Regions from separate parts of the Homo sapiens genome. Here region 2 is linked to region 1. A link is an interaction called in ENCODE POLR2A ChIA-PET data of the cell type or tissue named here. Cell type or tissue: GM12878. All regions are shown on one strand. Links, peaks and the distances in the headings refer to the core of each region. The heading gives the core; the rest is flanking DNA.

Region 1 (7,973 bases), core at 2,060-7,059:
CTGTGTGACTCTGTGGAAGATGTCCTGACCAGGACCACCTGCACTGGTTAGTGACATGAGTAAGAAATAAACTCCCTTCTGTCAAGCCACAGAGACTTCAAGGTTTGTCTGTTACAGCAGCTTTAATAGATTCTTACTAATACAGAATTTTTGAAATGTTAAGCCCTAAAAATAGTTTGTGAGCTCAAGTTTTCCTAGTATTTACAGAGCTAAATTATTGTGTGGAAAAACTGTCAGAATGCCCTGGCTTCCTTGTTGAACAGTCTGGAACCGATGGGCAACATTGAAACAGGAAGCAGATGTTCCCCAAAGAAGGCAAACGGCACCATTCCCCAATGGGTGATTCCAGAAGGTGCCTGTCTCCCATACGGATTTCACTTCCTCTATGCAAAACTAAAAAAGTCCCAGCTAACATTTCTCAGGCTCAGCCTCAGTAACTTAAAGCTCTGCACTTTTTAAATTTTTTAACAGAAAAATGGGCATAAGTCAATGGAGTTGCATAACAGAAAAGTGGGCATAAGTTCAGGAACAGATGAAAGTAATCATAGGTGATAGAGGTTAGGATAGTGATTACTCCTGAAGGATACGGTTGATAGGGATTGTGAGATGATGCTTCTAGGGTACCAGCATGTTCTGTTTCTTGATCTGGATGTCAATCAATTCTTCTTAAACTCTTCCAAAAAATTAAGGGAGTATTTCTAAACTCATTATCCAAGACTATCATACCAAAGCCAAACAAAAACACAAGAGAAGAAAACTATAAACCAATATCCCTGATGAACATAGATGGAAAAATCCTCAACAAAATATTAGCAAACCAAATTGAAGAACACATTAAAAGAATTTTATTCACCATGATCAAGTGGGATTTCTCCCTGGGATGCAAGGATGGTTCAACACATAGAAATCAATAAATGTGATACCCATGTTAACAAAATAAAGGATAAAAATCATATGATCATCTCAATAGATGCAGGAAAAAAAAGCACTTGAAAAAAATTAACATTCTTTCATGAAAAAAGTACTCAGCAATAAGGTATAAAGGAAATGCACTCAACACAATAAACACTATGGGCTCTATTATGACAAACCCGTAGCTAACATCCTTCTCAGCACTGAAAAGTTGAAAGCCTTTCCTCTAAGATCAGGACGCCCACTCTCACCCTTTCTTTTCAATAGAGTACTGGAAGTCCCAGCCAGAGTAATTAGGAAAGAGAAAGAAATAAAAGGCATCCTAATAGGAAGGGAAGAAGTGAACTTGTCTCTATTTGTTGACAAGGTGATTTTATATACAGAAAACCCTAAAGAATCCACTAAAAAAGCTGTTAGAACTGATCAACAAATTCAATAAAACTGCAGGATGCAAAACCAACATACAATCAGTAGTGTTTCTATATTAGATTATCTAATTATTCTAATTTTATATACTAGCTTATCTAATAACAAACTACCAGACCAGAAAATTAAGAAAACAAACTAATTTACAATAGCAGCAAAAAAAAAATTACTTAGGTGTAAATGTATCCAAGGAAGCAAACTATCTGTATACTGAAAACTATACAACACTGATGAAAGAAACTGAGGAAAACACAAATAAATGAAAAGATATTCCGTGTTCATGGACTAGACAAATTAATATTGTGAAAATGTCCATACTAGCCAAAGCAATCTACAGATTCAGTGCAATTCTTATCAAAATTCCAATGTCATTTTTCACAGAAATAGAAAAAACAATCCCTAAGTTCATATGGGACCACAAAAGACCCCAAATAGCCAAGACAACATTGAGCAAAAAGAACAAAGCTGGAGGAATCACACGACTTAATTTCAAAATACATTATAAAGCAATTGTAATCAAAACAGCACGGTACTAGCATAAAAACAGATGCATCAACCAATGGAACAGGATAGAAAGCCCAGATATAAACCTGCACATTTATAGCCAACTGATTTTTGATAAAGGTGCCAAAAACACACAATGAGGGAAAGGACAGTCTCTTCAGTAAATGGTGTTGGGAAAACTGGATATCCACATGTAGAAGAATGCAATTAGACCTTTATCTTACAAACCACATACACAATCAACTCAAAATTGATTAAAGACTTAAAACCTGAAACTATAAAACTGCTAGAGAAAAACATAAGGGAAAAACTCCACAACATTGGTTTGGGCAATGATTAAGCAAAAGCAAAAGGAGACAAATGGGAGGGCATCAAACTGAAAGCTTCCTCACAGCAAAGGAAACAATTAACAAAGTGAAGAGACAGCCCACAGAATGGGAAAAATATTTGCAAATGCTGTATCTGATAAGAAGTTAATATCCAAAATATACAAAGAACTCAAACAACTCAATAGCAAGTAAACAAATAACCTGATTTAAAAATGGGATCTGAACAGAAATTACTCAAAAGAAGACACACAAATGGCCAATAGGTACTTGAAAAAATGTTCAGCACACTAAGCACTAGGGAAATGCAAATTAAAACCACAGTGAGATATCACCTCACACCTGTTAGAATGGCTTTTATCAAAAAGATAAAAAATAACATGTTGGAGAAGATGTAGAGAAAAGGGGACCCATACACTGTTGGTGGGAATGTAAGTTAGTATAGCCTTATGAAAAACAGTACTAAAAGTTTCTCAAAAAAACAAAAAAGTGAACTACCACCGAGCATGGTGGCTGACACCTGTAATTCCAGCACTTTGGAAGGCCAAGGCAGGTGGATCACCTGAGGTCAGGAGTTTGAGACCAGCCTCACCAACACAGTGAAACCCCGTCTCTAGCAAAAATACAAAATTAGCCAGGCGTGGTGGTGCATGCCCGTAATCCCAGCTGCTTGGGAGGCCGAGGCAGGAGAATGTCTTGAACCTGAGAGGTGGAGGTTGCAGTGAGCTGAGATCGCACCATTGTACTCCAGCCTGGGCAACAAGAGCAAAACTCAGTCTCAAATTAAAAAAAATTAAATTAAATTTTTTTTAAGTAATCCCACTTCTGGGCATATATTTAAAGCAACTGAAATCAATATGTCAAAGAATATGTGCATTCCCATGTTTGTTGCAGTACTACTTACAATAGCAAAGATAGGGAATCAACCTAAGTGTTCAACAGAGGATGAATGAATAAAGAAAGTATGGTGTATACACACAATAGAATCCTACCCAGACTTTAAAAAAAAGAGAGAAATTATATCATTTGTGACAATATACATGAATCTGGAGGACATTATGCTAAGTAAAATAAGCCAGAAACACAGAGACAAATACAGCATGATCTCACGTATATGTGGAATCTAATAAAGTCGTAGTCATAGAAGTAGAGAGTAGGAGGATGGTTACCAGAATCTGGGATGAGGGAAGGAGTTGTTGATCAAAGGATACAAAGTTTCAGATAGACAAGGGGAATAGGTTTGGAGATCTATTGCACAGCAGGGTAACATAGTCAATAATAAGTGTATCATATATTTCAAATAACTAAGTAAATTTCAAATGTCTCACCATAAAAAATAAGTAAACAAGCTGATGGTTATATTAATTAGTTTGAATTAACCATGACACATTGTATATATGTATCAAAACATCACATTGTACCCCATCAATTATGATTTGTCAATCAAAAATAATATTAATAGTTTTTTTAAAAAAAGCTAGCCACCAAAAGATGAATATCCAACTGAAATAAAAAGAAGTCCTTCTCTACTCTATATGTCAATCCTGTTTCCCTAAGTGCACTGTTTGTCTCAGAAACAATTATCAATACCCTCAGCCATAAATTTTGCCACAAAATGTATCTGGATAACTACCAAAAAAAATCCACACATACACATGCAAAAAAATCCAAATAACGATCAAATCTTCATTTGCAGCACTCACTAAACTCTAAAGAATGGTCTCTACCTTTAGGGAGGGAAAGAAGATCTTCAATATAGGGCCATCCCACAAAAATCACTGCCCTGACTATCCCAATGAGACAAGCGACCGTCCTTCAGACTTCACCCTCCACCTTCACCTACACTATCTGTCAGCTTCTTCAACCGAAAAGGGATATAAACACTCCACCCAAAGGGTGAAGGGAACCCAAATTTAGAAGGGTGAAATGGTCACAAATCTATTTAAAGTTGAAATGCTACCAATACATTTTTGAAGTGAGGTCAGCCGATGGGGCGATCACAGATTGCAATTCTACTTCCTGAGGTTTCCCACAAATTAAAGTGTTGCAGGCCAGGAAAGGGTTTCTCAGAAAGCACTGTGCTCACTCACACTCAAATCACCTCTCCGGCCCCAACCAAGCATTTCTCTCTAAGATCCACTGTAAGGTGCAGCTAATGCTATTGACCACGACATGTAAGCACATCCATTCTTGCGTCGTCTCCTTGATTCAAGAGCATTCATCTTGCCTCCCCAACAGGATTATAAACTCAGTAAGGACAAGGACAGTGCCCAGTCCTAGGAAGAACAGAAATAGCTACCATTTATCAAGTGCTTACTGTATATATGTCAGGTAGGGTGCTAAGAAACACTTCACATAAAGTAGGTTTTATTATTATATCCTTTTAGCTATGAAAAAACAGAAGCTCGAAGAGGTTAAGTAACTTGCTTAAGGTCCCACAGCAAGAAGTCAAGATTTAAATCGAAGCCTTTCTTTCTCCAAAACACCAACTCTTCACCACCATGTGCAGCATGTGCTCAATAAACACGTACCCACTGGGTGACAGCAGTGGAGAGGGAGAGGGAGTGGGAGGATGCCTTTCAGAGGAAAATTCATTTCTACGGCCCTCCGCGTCTAAGGATACAGTGAAGAGAGATGTCCCTATTGTTAGAACCATAAAAATAACTAGTAACCACCCTCAAAATAGAACAATCAACAATATGACTGACATGAAATTCCAAATGTCTCTTTAGGGTGTGAAAAATAGCAACAGCCACGAGGTGCTCCGGTAAGGCACCCCCACTGCTTCTAAATGGCCATTTCAGTTTCTCCTGCCTGACTTCCATCACTGCAGGCCTAGAATTTCAGGATTTGAGTCATGGCAAGTATTGTTGCCAAAGGCATCTCATGCTCCTCTTTTTCAAACATTTGGCCATTTCACTCACCCCCACACATCCCACTTTAAAACAGTGACAACAACCACTTCCTAGTCACTACACTGCCTTCACAGGGGCCAACCCCTCTGATATGACGTTCACCTCCCACCTGCTCCTCCCTCCCTCACACCCTCTTCTTCCTGTTCCCTGCATGTGCCCTATTCTCTCTCCTCACTATCTCAACTGCGTTGTCCTGTCCTGTGCCTGAAACACCCTCCCCTGCCCTCATCCCCTTGTCAATCCGGGAACTCCCACTCCTGCTGTAAGACTGTTCCCAAATGTCACCTCCTCTGTGGAATCTTCACCGGTCCGAGGAGGAGTAGGGATGCCATCCAAAGTGTTTTTACATTCTTGGTGTAGCACTTTACATTATGTCTCAGAACTAATTGGCCATGTGCTGTTCTCCTTTTAAAAGACCAGGAAGATCTTTAAGGGTGAGGACAGTGTCTTACTTCTCTTCAAAGCCCATATGGCAACCTGACATTATACAATATATTCGTTCTATGTTATTCACTTATTACTGTTATTCTACTAGAATGTAAATTCCATGAAGCCAGCGATGCTGTTCTGTTCACTGTTCTAGTTCCAATGCCTAGAACAGTACCTGATATGTGGTAGGCATCCAATAAATATATATTAAATGAATGGAAAAACGGTTGGATAGCCAGACGGATGGATGGATGGATGGATGGATGGTTGGATGGATGAATGGAAGAATAGCTGGGTGGATGGGTGGATGTTTGGATGAATGAATGGAAGAATAGCTGGGTGGATGGATGGATGGATGGATGGATGGATGGATGGATGGATGGACAGACGGATGGATGTATTGGTGGATAGGTGGATGGATGGATAGATAGATAGATGGACAGATAGATAGATAGATAGATAGATAGATAGATAGATAGATAGATAGATAGATAGATAGAGGCAGGATCATATTTTACCCACCCAAAGGTCATGAAGATATGGAGAAGCAGAACCAAGATTTAAAATCAGGTCTGTTTTGAGCTTGAACTCTCAAGCCCAATTTGATACTCCTTCCCTAGAGGCCCAAAGTCTGGTCTCTGGGAAGTAGCAAGATGAAAGAAAAAAGAAAGCTAGAATTCACCCCAGGAACACAGCTATGGTTGAACTAATGGTGTTGCATATCTTGAATCAGTTAATTTCCATCTACTTAGCCAGTTCCAAGACCCATAGGAGTGGATCAGAGCTCTCTGGTCTGGGTTTGAGTTCTCCTCCTGACTCTGTAGGGCAACTTTCTGCTTGTGGGCTGAGGGGGAAGGAGATGCCCAGGAGACCACAAACAAGCAGGACAAATGGCAATTAAAAGGTAATAACAACCATGGTAATGATTAACAGCTTAGCACTTCTGAATAAAAGCGACATCTCTACCAGATCCTGTCCTTGCTGTTCCTCTCAACCTTCAGGAACACTGAGCATCCTTACAACACCAAAAATTTCCAGGAAAGACACTGAACTTCCCTTCTCTGTTCACAAGGAGGAATAGCCAGTACAGAATCAAGCTCAGGGTAGAACAGAACCAGGCTCAACATTAGGTAAAAGTGTACCCTCGCTGACTCAAAAAAAAGTTGGTTTATAGGTAGAAACTAACTTTTTTTTTTTTTTTTTTTTTTTTGAGACGGAGTCTCGCTCTGTCGCCAGGCTGGAGTGCAGTGGCGCAATCTTGGCTCACTGCAACCTCTGCCTCCCGGGTTCAAGCGATTCTCCTGCCTCAGCCTCCCGAGAAGCTGGGACTACAAGCACATGCCACCACACCTGGCTAATTTTTGTATTTTTAGTAGTGAAGGAGTTTCACCATGTTGGCCAGGCTGGTCTCGAATTCCTGACCTCAGATGATCCACCCACCTCAGCCTCCCAAAGTGCTGGGATTACAGGCATGAGCCACCATACCCAGCCCATAGTTTTACATTCTCATAATTCCCTGTAGTTCCTTTATAATTAAAAAAAAAGAATATTCAACAGATATCTACTAAGTGCCCAGATTTGTGTTAGAGGGTTGTTAAAGATATATTAACACCAACTGAGACTTTCTCCTTAATGAAATCAGAAAGACAGACTTGACAAAAGTCCTTTCTCTATAAGTGAGTCAACACTGTTTATTGTTAAACTACTTAAAAAGTATCTTCTGAACAAGAGAAAATACTGCCTAAGCCAAAGGAATGAAGAGTTGTAATATATCAGAGATGGACACAGGGTGAGGAAGGTATTTGGCAGGCAATGTGAGTAATCTTGTGCTCCCTGAAAACTGACTTTCAGCTCAAAATGCCTCTCACTGAAATGCCGTGCTCTCTCTTTTTATTTATTTTCAATCTATTGGCCCAGACTTGCTCCTCCACCTCTGAAATTGTCTGATTTTTCTTCTTTAGAACAGCCACCTCAAACTGTAAACCCTAAACAAAAAGGAAGTCAGCTCATTATCTGAGTTATTAACTAAGAGGAGATGAAGTTCTCTGTCAAACTGGGAAAGAAGCCATCTCAAGGTAACAGGCTAGTTCTACCAAATACTTACTCATCTTACTTGCAGCCATGATACAAATAAATATTTACGGTTTCTCCATAGAATGTCACAAAGATAAGTCTCCTGCACATATTTTGTTTTGTTTTTAATTGAGATAGGGTCTTGTTATGTTGCCCAGGCTGGTCTCGAACTCCTGGCCTCAAGCAATCCTCTTGCCTTGGCCTTCCGGAGTGCTGTGATTACAGACATGAGCCACTGCCTTCAGCCCTGTTGCATATATTATCCAGGATATGGGCAGTTTTACAATACAGATTTTTAGCTCTAGTTCCTTGACAACTCAGACTTTCTCCAGTTACCTCAGAAAATGAGAATGAGAAGTTGGGCTTTTTTTTTTTAATTCCCAGACCA
Region 2 (7,973 bases), core at 1,730-6,729, 1.8 Mb after region 1:
ACTTTTTCATCAGTTTGTAGTTGATAAAGGATGAAATAACTGCTACTTTCAATCTGTTGTTATCAATCGGATCAGGTTTTCTAATTATAAAGCTGCTAGCTGCTTAGTTGGGCGGGGAATTCTAGAAAGTACTTGGAAAAAAAGGTGTAGCTTCAGAACTTGAAAATACAACATTCTGACAACCAAAAAGACATGAATGTCATGTTATATAAACCATCACAAAGGTAAAGCTGTAAATATGAAATTTATACCTATATACTTGTCACTGCTGTCACCGTACAACCTAATTTCCTGGGTCTCTTAGAGAAGCATATCAAACACGGTCACTATGTAAATAATTATGCATTCAGGTTGCACGAACAAGTTCTTATTTATAATTCAATGGTGACAATTTCATAAACAGGAACACTTCATTACATGTCTAAATTTCCCCTATAAGATTATGCAATATGGCCCACCACCTAAGTATGCATTGAAATGGGTTATGGAAAAAATGAACTCACAGTTGCATTACAGAAGCTAGTAACTAGAAAAAAATTTATTCCATAAACTAAATCTTCAGCTATATCGCTTGCCAGGTTTCTATAAAGAACCAACTATCTCATATATTTCAAACTTATTTTCACACTTTGAGGTGAGAAAAATTGACTTGATACTCCAACTGTACTACCAGCTCTTAAATTCCTTTAAAACTAACCTCTGAACTAAATGATCTTAACAATACACTGTGGTTAATATTCTTTAACCCACAGGAGAACAAAGTTGGAGTCTAAACCTGCATAACTATTGGAAGTGCTGAAAGAGGTATTAATCAGGTCTGAATGATATAATTTTCATTAATAAAAACCCTCAACTGCAACTTGTCTAAGATCAATTACACGGCTCGTAAATAGTAGGACAGGGACTTGGCTACATGTTGGTTTGCCCCAAAGCCCGTGTGCCATTTCCACTATGCTAGGCTGTCTTTCACTTAGAAAACCTCTTCAATCTGTTCCAGAAACATAAAAACCCAAGTACTCCTTGGTTTTGGTAGTTACATGTGTCCCATAAGTGTGTATTACCACAACAACTGACTATGCAGTCTCTCTTCCCAGATTGGACCCAGCTGGGTTCACGAACATTCAAATACAGACACATTATGTTGCCTTAAATCTCTTTCTGGAACAAGGCAGGTATAAGTAAATAAATAAGACAGACAGTACAAAAGGGAAACACTAAAAATCCAGATGTTTTGAGCTTTTATGTAATAAATGACTAACATTTGAGCATTTACTAAGTATCGGACAATGTGCTAATCTCTTATATGCCACATTTTATCTCCTCACAACTATCCTTTGAGGTAAATGTATTGTCTCCATTTTATAGCTGAAAAATCAAATTACATGCCCCAAATCATAAAGCTAATAAAAAAGGAATCCAAGAATCAAATAGAGATATGCCTGACTCCAAATCCTACAGAACCATTTTACTATACTGCAACTCCAATACAAACTCAGTATTTACCAGGAAAGGGATTAAACAATGATGTTTTTGGTCACACTAAGCAGAACAGTGGAGAACTGATATATGTAACTATTACTATGCAAAATTTGAAAGGGGTTCTGGCAGCCAAATAAGGAAGGACTCAATAAGTATGGCCAATCTAACAAATGCATCAGCAGTCTTTACTCTAATTTTTTTTCTTCTGAATTTCCTTCTTTTAGTGATTTCCATTTACTCATGCCTGCTGTTCATGTTCTTCATCCTAAATTCCCCTTCTCCAAAAACATTTAGGCTTATTTATAGTCTTAATTCTGAAGTGGCTCCATCTCTGTTGGTAATGATAAAAGAGATGATGTTTGGAACTAAGGTTGTAAAGGAAATATTAATGCTTTGTTCAGGAGATCTAATTTCCTATTGGAAAATCTAGTCCACTCTGGGAATTCACAGTATCATAAATGATCTCAAGCTTTAAGCATGTCCTGTGAGTACTGTAAAAAGACCGGTTTTTGAATTTTTATTGATAATTATTACTTGATATGCTGAAATAGATTATACTGATAATGTCACTTTTTAAAAAATCACATTTAAAAAACATCTTTAATCACTTTATCTTCATAGACTTTTATGCTTGGAAGTAAAAAACTGAGTGGTCCAAATGTCCACCAACTGATGAATGGCTAAATAAATGTGGTCTATCCATATAATGGAATACTTGGCAATAAAAAAGAAATACATAGCTAGGTGTGGCAGCGTGCATCTATAGTCCCAGCTACTTGGGAGGCTGAGGCTGGAGGATTGCTTGATCCCAGGAGTTTGAGCCTGGGAAACACAGCAAGAGCCTGTCTCTTAAAGAAAAAAAAAAGTCATAACATGTATGAACTTTGAGAACATTATGCTAAGTTTAAGAAGCCTGTCACAAAGGATCACATAGATTCTATGATTGGAAATGTCCAGAATAGGCAAATCAACAGACAGAAAGCATATTAGGGGTTGCCTAGGAGGCTAAGAGGCACCTCTTAGCCTGGTCTTGGAGTAATGAAAATGTTCTGAAATGGACTATGGTGATGGTAGCACACAACTTTATGAAGATACTAAAAGCCACTGATTTGTATACTTTAAATACTTTATTTGTATACTTTAAATGGATGAATTTTAGTATTATGTGAATTACATCTCAATAAAGCTCTTTAAAAAAAATTTACTGGAAATAGGCTCAAAAGGCCAATGAAGAAATATTATTAATGCTTTTTAAATTCAAGGACAACACAATCTCAAAATGTTTGCCCTTTTAGGTAACCAAATCCTGTCCTCTATAAATCATGTCCAAAGTGATTAATAAAATAAAGTTTGAGATAGGTTTGTTTAACAACTGATGTTACAGAGTTCTTTCATGTCAAAGTACCTTTGTGACCTTTGAAGTTGTTACAGTTCCAGGGAAAGGACTAATGATTTAATCATTTTCTATTACTTAATAAACAGGTCTGCTTGAGCAACTTGTAATTTTAGTGTTTTAAACTGAGGATCCCCAGTGCATAGGCTGGGATCTACCTGTAGATCTTGAACCCTTATGAGATAGATGTCAAGCACCACAGTCCCTTATCTGAGGTTTACCAGATTTTCCTATGAAGTAGGTAGGAGGTAGCAGAATAGGAAATGATACCCCTCACCAAGGCTTTCACTTCCCTGAACACCTGCCAATCTTTAGACCTGAAGAAAATGAAAACTCTTCCTCACAAAATGCTAGACATATAGTGGGTTTTAAACACATAAGGCTTTCTCCTTATTCCCGATTTTATTATCCATGAGCAATGGAGACCGGGGGAGAGGACAGAATCCTGTTGGCATAATACTTTTAGCTCATTTGTGTCTCCTCACTCAATCCTTGTCAGGTCACAAGGACTGACTTCATCTGACTGGTAGTTTAGGAGAAAATGGGCATATGTGATCCAACATTTTGTCTTTGGAAGCACTCATCTCTCCTCTGTCATGCTGGAAGTGTTATAGGGGCAGTTCCCCCAGTTCTGTCTGGGACTGGATTGTTAAGTCTGCTCAATTTTAAGGTCCAGGAGTAGGACGTCACGTGCCCCCAAATGTAAGTGACATTCTCCAATATCCTCTTTCTTAGTAATAAAATAATATTTTAGCCCCTAAATACCTTATTTCTTTTTTGCCCCTCAACTAGTTCAGAATACAAGCAGGGAAAAACATGTCAGTTTTTGAGATTCCCCCCCCCCAAACAGTAACATCCCATCTAGACAATTTTAAAAACAACAAGAATGAAAATATCTTCAGAAATGAATACACTAACCTTAACTTCGTTATGACAAACTATAACATGAATATGATAACCACTTTAGGGAAATTTTGACGAGACATAAGGGAGAAGTTCTTTCAGCTACTTGAAAGAGACTTTTGGGGAACATCTGGAAATCTTCATAAAGAACATAAGGCAAATCTATCTAGGATGATTAGGATTACGGTCACTGAAATCCTTGCTGTGAGGGGATAATGCCTTCCTCACTAAAGGGATCTGCAGACCATTTATATTTATCAGAGACGCAGCTTTACTTAACTGTTTATCTTGTTAAAATTAACTAACACTAATTTTTCCCCCTGACAAAAAGTCTCTTCAGGGGTGAGAAGAGAGTGACAGTGAAATTAAGAAGCTTGTACAAAGCAAAGACCCCCAAGTCTCCTTCTTTCCCTCTTCTGTAATCTGGGAAAACCTCCAGCCACTGAAGAATTTTAATTTCATTTAAGATAAGTAAAAGGTGTGCATAAATAACATATAGGTAATACTTCAGTGAAGAATTTTCTTCAATGGAATCTTTGCAGCACTGAAACTCAAATCTCACATGCAAAGCACTACCATGTGGGGGAAAATGTGAAAATGACTATTTTACATTGGCCAAATATAAACATCCTAAGGAATCAGATCAAGTAATGGATGTCAAAGTGCTTCAAAAACTATGAAGCATTATATAAAATCAAAGATATTCCTATTGGTGTTGAGTTCCAGTAACCAGCAGAAATTTGACCTTAGCATAGCAGAATTATGTAATTTTGCCACTGTATTCATCTACATTTAATATTTCTGGTTACACTAACACAAACAGTCTTCATTAGAGTGCCTTCCCCCATACATACAATATGTTTCAGATCTTCAAAAGTTTGTGCATAATCCACAAGCCATTACAAGAAGTAGATGAAATGTTAATCACACAGGTGAAAATAAAAGGGATGTACTTTCTCTGTATCTAGACCAAGACAATAAAAACATGAAAAACTCTGCTGTCCAAAGTATGGTCCATAATCTTATAGTAACAGTTTATCAATAGGGACTTCAGGAAGTTACTCTTTTTTTTTTTTTTTTTTCTATTCCTTCTATGGTAGTTCAAGTAGAAGCTGAGAACAGAGATTAGAGTATGGAGAGACTGGAAGAGGAAGAACAGCACGGAAGTGACAGAGAAAGTCCAAAGCCAAGAGGGACATATATTTAACTTGTTCTAAGCATGGCTGTATTATTCTTGATGTTTCCTTATTTCCTAGAACATCTAATAGAGAAAAACATCATTTCTCACAGTTCTGGGCTTTCATTTCAAAACTGGATTCTGACACCTGTTCTTATAAACTAGAACAGCAATATAACAATATGTAATTTTTATTGAGCATTTACTGTGTGTCAGGTACTGTTCTAAATGTTTGACATGGGTTAACTCAGTTAATTATCAAAATATCCCAGTGAGATGGATACTTTTATTATCCCTACTTTACACAGGAGGAAACGGAGACAAAGAGAGGCTAAAGAACCTGCCCTAAAGCTACAGAGCTACGAAGTGATGAAGTCTAGACTTGAATTCTGAAACTTTCCCTTAGTAGTTCACTGCCGTGGTTTTCAAGCTACATTCTGCAGACTATTTCAGCTCCAAAAGTTCTACTTCTAAAATACATTTTATCCGGTATAAAAACTGCAATGAAAACATCACAATCAAAACTTTAATAGACTGAATATAATACACCAAAGGGAACCAACACATTAACTTTTTGTTGCCAGGTTAAGTGGCTTTTGTGCAGCTCTTGAAATAAGCTAGACCTGTCACCACTGAGATCTTACTTGAACTTCTTGTAAATGTTTCATTGATTTGGAAGGTGTAACTCTGCACTTTTTTTTTTTTTTTTTTTAACTCAGGACTACATCTGCCTGCTCAGGTGAGACTGTACAGCATACAAGCTCAAGCACAACGGTAAACCAAGGAACATACTGTCCCATTCGTTTTATGTTTTGGGGGGTTTACTGCCTGACATATGTAAGGTAAGAAATACATGCTAGATAAGAATTTTAAAAATTTCCTATGTTCCTAGTATCTCTTATTCCTCTTTCTAGCCATAATATTTAACGGAGTGGTATCCTGAGATGGCAAGGAAAACTTTTAGAAAAAAAACAATCACTTCCTCGATCCCACATCAGCCACACATTGTCACTGTTACACTCTGGACCTTGTGCCTACGATCCCCTGCCATTCCACTTTGCTGGATTGATCACTCCCACTCTGACTGGTCTTCAATTTTATTGGGTCCCCTATTCTACTGGCCATGTACCATTGTACCATCTGCTATTCGACTGAACAATCCATTAGTTTTTATTCATTTTCACTCTTTATCCAGCTGACACTCCATAAGCCATCATTACAATACTTTGGCCACTATCCTAAATACCTTGGCTGCTCTGTCATTTTGTTGCAATGTATCTGGCAAACCCCAACCTTGAATGAAGCCTTCACATTATTCTTTATTATTCATTATTGTATATGAGGCTTTTACATTATTCTTGATGTTTCCTTATTTCCAAGAACACTTGGAAAATTCACCTACCTTAGTACCAAAATGACATAGCACTACTAGAAAAGGTCAAGAGGGCAGATAGGTTATCACACTGTATGTTCATGACCATCAACTTCCACGACGCATCAGTGCTGCTAGACAAACCTACTTATCACCGTTGGCAAGCTTTCTCTGCAATTATTTCGAACAGTTTCTATTTCCTCAGACCTTGGACATCCATTGCTCCTATCTCCATGGCAACTCACAGCCAATTTTGCCTCCAAATTTTAAAGAGTTATACTCATTCTATCCTTGCTTTCTTCTGAATACAAGAGGAGCTTGCCCTTTTTTTTTTTTTTTCTGTTTTCTTTTTAAGACGGAGTACCATTCTGTCGCCCAGGCCAGAGTGCAGTAGCGTGATCTTGGCTCACTGCAACCTCCGCCTCCCAAGTTCAAGCAATTCTCTTGCCTCAGCCTCCCGAGTAGCTGGGATGACAGGCATGCACCACCGCGCCCGGCTAACTTCTTTGTATTTTTAGTAGAGACAGGGTTTCATCATGTTGGCCAGGATGGTCTCAAACTCCTGTCCTCAGGTGATCCGTCCGCCTTGGCCTCCCAAAGTGCTGGGATTACAGGCATGAGCCACCACGCCCGGCTATGCCCTTTTCCATCTTAGGAACGTTATGCTATCACTTATCTTTCTTCTCTTTTATATGTAACAATTCTTCTCTTTCAACTATATCTTTTGCATGGTCATTTAGTCTATTTTATCTATTGGGATTCTATCTAAAACTTCTTTGTAAAAAGATTCCTTCTGCTACAGCACCGAAACCCCTTTTCCCCTAAGTACGTGAAGCCTGAAAGTCTCATAAAAGGAGTCAATACACATGTAAGTAGGATAAAAACATCAACAGGTCACGAACTGGATGTCATACATGTAACCGTGTTAAGTTGTCGGGCAGCAACAATATTTTCATAAACAAAGCCCATAGTACCACCAAATTCGAAACCATCCTGATTCTTCATATCTTTTACAATTAAGAGTTCTGCTAAAACTCTATGGGCAAGAAAAGTAGCAGAATTTTTAGAGTGTTATTTTAATAACCAGTGAATATGACAGCATGATTTTGTGTTACTAGGTCTAGATTGGGGGAGAGAAGGGAGGGAGGAGGAAGCAACAAATGTCCCAGCTACCACTTTTTTTCTAAGAGCTAAAAATATTGCAGGATAAATACAGAACCATAAGTAATACTTAAAAATTAAGTTTTGACAGCACAGTGATGCTTTTCTTTTTCTTTTTTTTGAGACAGAGTCTCGCTCTGTCGCCCAGGCTGGAGTGCAGTAGCGCAATCTCAGCTCACTGCAACCTCTGCCTCCCGGGTTCAAGCGATTCTCCTGCCTCACCTCCTGAGTAGCTGGGATTACAGGTGCACGCCACCATGCCCGGCTAATTCTCTTTTTTTTTTTTTTTTTTTTTTTTTTTTTTTTTGTATTTTTAGTAGAGACGGGGTTTCGCCATGTTGGTCAGGCTAGTTTCGAAATCCTGACCTCCTGATCCGCCCGCCTCGGCCTCCCAAAGTGCTGGGATTACAGGCGTGAGCCACCGCGCCCGGCCGCATTTTTATAAGAAATTATCCATGGAGGGAGCTTGACATTCCCAACCCTCCAAA

The links. Peaks named below come from ENCODE experiments on the same cell type or tissue, not always from the same donor. Only the 100,000 strongest peaks of a DNase experiment are listed, where the experiment ranks them.
Region 2: POLR2A ChIA-PET joins it to region 1 with 6 read pairs; 1 of 35 experiments calls an interaction of 5 or more read pairs at or near these places.

What each region holds. Positions count from the first base shown.
Region 1 is chr16:23,845,358-23,853,330 of GRCh38, reverse strand. All of the region lies in intron 2 of PRKCB (protein kinase C beta), which reads right to left. Among named protein-coding and RNA genes, the nearest start is that of PRKCB, 13 kb to the right of the region's middle. RefSeq lists a silencer at 5,777-5,995. In GM12878, for the core only: no CTCF peak of the experiment used is centred there; no DNase peak of the experiment used is centred there; H3K4me3 peaks cover 1,363 bases; H3K27ac peaks cover 2,956 bases.
Region 2 is chr16:22,009,624-22,017,596 of GRCh38, reverse strand. All of the region lies in intron 1 of MOSMO (modulator of smoothened), which reads right to left. Among named protein-coding and RNA genes, the nearest start is that of MOSMO, 5.5 kb to the right of the region's middle. In GM12878, for the core only: no CTCF peak of the experiment used is centred there; no DNase peak of the experiment used is centred there; H3K4me3 peaks cover 779 bases.